2 separate regions of the Homo sapiens genome follow, and region 1 is linked to region 2. Evidence: read pairs that join two places in POLR2A ChIA-PET (ENCODE). Cell type or tissue: Panc1. All regions are shown on one strand.

Region 1 (2,500 bases), 200 kb before region 2:
AACACCTCGCTCCCAAAAGCATCTGAAGCATTTCACACACGTACAAGCATCGGGCAGAATTAAGAGTAAATAAAGGCTCCTGGACGCATGCGTTCCCATCAGGGAGGCCTTCGTTTCCGGGGTCGACGCGTGGGCGCTTCCTCCGTCCAAGCGCAGCGGGTATTTGCAAAAGAACCGCAATAAGCTCCCCCAGGCAGGGTCCTCAGAAGGGCGCAGACCTCCGGCTGGAGGCGGTCCTGAGTGTTAGGGCTGGGCCGACTCGAGGGCGGGTCCTCTCCGCCCTGCCCCCGCGGTCCCCTGTCGGCCCAGCGTCCCCGCCGCGCGCTCGGAGGAGCTCTTTGCTCACGGAGGACGTGCCTCTCCCGACGCCTCGCGGGCTTCCCCTCCCAGGAACGGCGGAGTTCTGCATGGACGCGGCGGGAGAAAGGAGCGGGTTAGGGTCTGGGCTTTTTGTGGCTCGAAGGACACACGGAGGGAAGCGTCCGCGCGTGGGAACAAGGACTTCTCCCAACTCCTTCCAAGTGGGTCGTCCACGGACGCACGGGCTTTCCGAATTCGCCCGGCGTTATGCTGACCACTTGCGAGCGCCGCGCACACCTGCGGATAAGGAAACCAGTATCTGTCTGAACACAGTCCTCCAGGAGAAAACCGTCCGGTTTGGAGCCTCCGCCCACCCCCAGAGGAAAACCTACAGATTTGTGCCACGGTTCCTAATACCTAAGTGAGAGGCAGACACCCGGCAACCCCGGCAAAGGCGCGTCTTAGGCTCACCGGACGCTCCCTGAACCCGTCCCTCTGGCTGCCGAGCCCCCAGCGCCTTCCCGTTTCGGAAAGAAGCGGGCGCAGACCCCTCGGGGTGCCCCGGGGGACGGCAGGTCCCGCTGGTTGCTATAGGAAGAGGCGGGGCGCTGGAACCCCAGCGCTGGGAGCTGCGCGCACCGGGATCCGCTGGCCGCCTTCCGCGTGAGGGTGGCCGCACCTTCCCGGGCGCACAGAGCCCAGCAGGCGCACAGAGCCCAGCAGGCAAACAGAGCCCGCCAGGCGCACAGAGCCCTCTGCATCATTGCTCACCTGCATCACGGCTTTTAGGCCCAGATGCCAACAAAGTTAGAATCCAAGTGAGCATCTGGGCCCCCAGTGATTACAAAGCTGAGCAGTTAAGTACAAAGTCATGCCTGTCTTTTGTGCTCTGTCACCCAGGCTGGAGTGCAGTGACGTGATCTCGGCTCATGGCAACCTCCGCCTCCCGGGTTCAAGTGATTCTCCTGCCTCAGCCTCCTGAGTAGCTGGGATTACAGGCATGCACCACCACACTCGGCTAATTTTTGTATTTTTAGTAGAGACGGGGTTTCATCATGTTGGCCAGGCTGGTCTCGAACTCCTGACCTCAGGCGATCTGCCCGCCTCCGCCTCCCAAGTAGCTGGGACTACAGGTGTGCACCATCATACCCAGCTAGTTTTTAAGTTTTTTGTAGAGGCAAGGTCTTGTTGTGTTGCCCAGGCTGGTCTCAAACTCTTAGGCTCAAGTAATCCTCCTCCCTTGGCCTCCTGAAGCACTGGGATTACAAGCACGAGCCACCACATTTGGATGAGATGCCTTTTCTAATAACCATGTATGAAACTGCACCCAGACCACCAGCCTCCATGTCCATGACAGAAAATCCTGACACAGGCTGGGCACTGTGGCTCACGCCTGTAATCCCAGTACTTTGGGAGGCCAAGGTGGGCAGATCACCTGAGGTCAGGAGTTTGAGACCAGCCTGGCCAACATGGTGAAACCCCGTCTCTACAAAAATACAAAAATTAGCCAGGTGTGGTGGTGCATGCCTGTAATCCCAGCTACTTGGAAGGCTGAGGTAGGAGAATCGCTTGAACCCGGGAGGCAGAGGTTGCAATGAGCTGAGATCACGCCACTGCAGTCCAGCCTGGGCAACAGAGTAAGACGCCGTCTCGAAGAAAAAAAAAAAAAAGAAAATACTGACACAGCTTCTTCACAGCTTGATGCTTGATTAAAAAAAAAAAAAAAAAAAAAAAAAAAAAAAAGCCACAGAAAGGGAAAAGATTTATTCACAAAAATATATGTGTTACAGGACTCAGCCAAATTATATCAGGAACACCTGGAATCTCAATTAGAAATAGAAAAAAAAAAACCCTAATAGTAAAATGGGCCAAAGACTTAAACAAGCACCTCAAAAACAGGATATCCAAAATGAGCGGCAAATCTACAAAACTGGATTAGTCATCAATGAAATGTATACCAAATCCACACGCCCACCAGAGCAGGTAAAATGCAAAACACAATACTGGGTGTTGACGAGGATGCCAACTCTCATGCACAGCTGGCAGGGATATTAGATTCCTTGACTTGAAAACCTGGTATACAGTGTACACCCAACAGAAATGTGTACATACATGCACCAAAACACATACACAGAAATGTCCACAGTCTCAGTAATCATCATAGCTAAACCATGGCAACAACCCAAAAGGACACCATGTG
Region 2 (2,500 bases):
AATGCTGACACATTTAATTATATAATATCAAATACTCATTCATTATATTGTCACCAATCTCATCAAAGAAGTCGTTAACTATTGAGAAACTGTCAAGCTCACTGTAGCAGATAAATTTTTTCAAAATTTTGATTTTTGCTTGAAAGCACAAATATTATCATTGGTCATAAATTGTCAGTTATTTCCTCTCATTTATTTTCCAGAAAACGTCCACCAAATACCCAAGTCTCAATAACTGCAGATTGTCTGCTACCCACTTTTTCAAGCAAAAATGGCATTTCACAATAAAAGCAGCTAGTTCGCTTTGCAACTCAAACTACACAATTGCTGTTTCTCAAAACAGGCACTGTACCTCTTTGTGCAGCAAAAGCAATTCATGTACTTCCCATTTCCTCATGAAAAGACAAAAGGCCAATTTTTTTTTTTAATTTTTACTGCTTCATCAGGGTCTGTTTAAGTGAAAGCAGCCCTTTTTGTTTTTTTAAAACTGCAAGTGGAGAGGTAGCGAATAATATAATGACTATCAGTGACACTTGGAGTCCCTGCCTCAATTTACGTTAAAGTGCCCAGCAGTTTTCCCTATTACTGCTTTTGGACCATCAGTACAAGTGTCAACACAGTGAAAACAGAAATGGCATCTTAGTATCATTATAAAAATAGTCTCCCTCTGCCTCCTGGGTTTGAGCGATTCTCCTGCCTCAGCCTCCCACGTAGCTGGGATTACAGGCACGTGCCACCATGACCAGCTAATTTTTTTTTTGTTATATTTAGTAGCAACGGGGTTTTGTCATGTTGGTCAGGCTGGTCTCGAACTCCAGACCTCAGGTGATCCAACCACCTCGGCCTCCCAAAGTGTTGGGATTACAGGAGTGAGCCACCATGCCCAGCCAAAATCTGACTTTTGACAGCTGAAATATTACCTAGGATGCAGTGGACACTGAATAATTACTGAATAAGTGAAAACAAATACAAAAACAAAAAGCAGCAAGAACTCCAAAAGAGGGGACAAATGATATGGAAGTTCTGAGAAAGCAGTCACATTAGAGATGATCAAGGAAGGTTCAAAATAAGAGGGTGCTTTGAATATTCCCTCAAAGTTTCTTTTCAGCAATTTATTCTATATTATAAAGATCCTCACCATTCTTATCCATCATTCAAAGGAAATTCTGCTTTCCTGAAACAACAAATATTGGTTCAAATTCTGAATTGTGTTCAGAAGAATTATCATCATTAAGTACCATTTAACTAAAGTGCTCTAGAAAATAATCTACATGCTGTTCCAGGAGAACTTCCCTATCTCATATTCTGACATTTGTTGTGTGTTTTCTTGAAAAAAAAAAAAAAAAAAAAAAAAAAAGACATGAATATTAAGAAAAAGGAAGAAACTCAGTGCCCAATGCAGCAGTGTTGAGCGGCAGAACCTTTAAGAGATGATCAGTGGATTAATGCTGTTATCGCAGGGACAGGTTAGTTATCAGGAATGCGTTCCAGACAAAAGGATGATTTTGGCCCCCTTCCTCTCTCGTCCACACATTCTCTTGCCTTCTCACCTTCCACCATGGGATGACAGGCCAAGAAAGTCCTTGCTAGATGCTAGTACCTTAATATTGGACTTCCATCCTCTGGAACTGTGAGAAATAAATTTTTCTTTGTAAATTACCTATATGTGGTGTTCTGTTATAGAACACAAACACAACACAAAATAGACTAAGATAGAGAGCATTTGGGGTGGCCTTTGACAGATGAGTAGAATCTGAACATGAGAACGTTTTTCTTTTTTTGAGACGAAGTTTCGCTCTTGTTGCCCAGGCTGGAGTGCAATGGTGCAATCTCGGCTCACTGCAACCTCTGCCTCCCAGGTTCAAGTGGTTCTCCTGCCTCAGCCTCCCAAGTAGCTGGGATTACAGGCATACGCCACCACGCCCGGCTAATTTTTTGTATTTAGTAGAGATGGGGTTTCACCATGTTGGTCAGGCTGGTCTGGAACTCCTAACCTCAGGTGATCCACCCGCCTCAGCCTCCCAAAGTGCTGGGATTACAGGTGTGAGCCACTGCGCCTGGCTGAACATGAGAACTTTTATATACCACAAAATATTCAAGAAGCACAACAAATGTTTATTAACACAAAGGCAATGACAGGCTGTCATTTTGAAAATTAAGAATTATGGGCCAGGCGCGATGGCTCATGCCTGTAATCCCAGCACTTTGGGAGGCCGAGGCAGGTGGATCACGAGGTCAGGAGTTCAAGACCAGCCTGGCCAATATGGTGAAATCCTGTCTCTACTAAAGATACAAAAAACTAGCCAGGCGTGATGGCGTGTGCCTGTAATCCCAGCTACTCAGGAGGCTAAGACAGGACAATTGCTTGAACCCGGGAGGTGGAGGCTGCAGTGAGCCGAGATCGCGCCACTGAACTCCAGACTGGGCAACAGAGTGAGACTCCGTCTCAAAATATACACACACACACACACACACACACACACACACACACACAAATATA

The links. ChIA-PET counts read pairs that join two places held together with the same protein. Peaks named below come from ENCODE experiments on the same cell type or tissue, not always from the same donor. Only the 100,000 strongest peaks of a DNase experiment are listed, where the experiment ranks them.
Region 1: POLR2A ChIA-PET joins it to region 2 with 11 read pairs; 2 of 35 experiments call an interaction of 5 or more read pairs at or near these places.

Annotation. Positions count from the first base shown.
Region 1 is chr21:46,665,779-46,668,278 of GRCh38, reverse strand. It overlaps LOC124905058 (a long non-coding RNA gene), which reads right to left and starts at 890. Exons shown (of 2, transcript XR_007067938.1): 1 at 718-890; 2 at 1-597. RefSeq lists enhancers at 74-193, 1-644. In Panc1, no CTCF peak of the experiment used is centred here; no DNase peak of the experiment used is centred here; H3K4me3 peaks cover 1,166 bases.
Region 2 is chr21:46,463,675-46,466,174 of GRCh38, reverse strand. All of the region lies in intron 1 of DIP2A (disco interacting protein 2 homolog A), which reads right to left. The region is part of intron 3 of DIP2A-IT1 (DIP2A intronic transcript 1); the gene reads right to left. Among named protein-coding and RNA genes, the nearest start is that of DIP2A-IT1, 2.5 kb to the right of the region's middle. In Panc1, no CTCF peak of the experiment used is centred here; no DNase peak of the experiment used is centred here.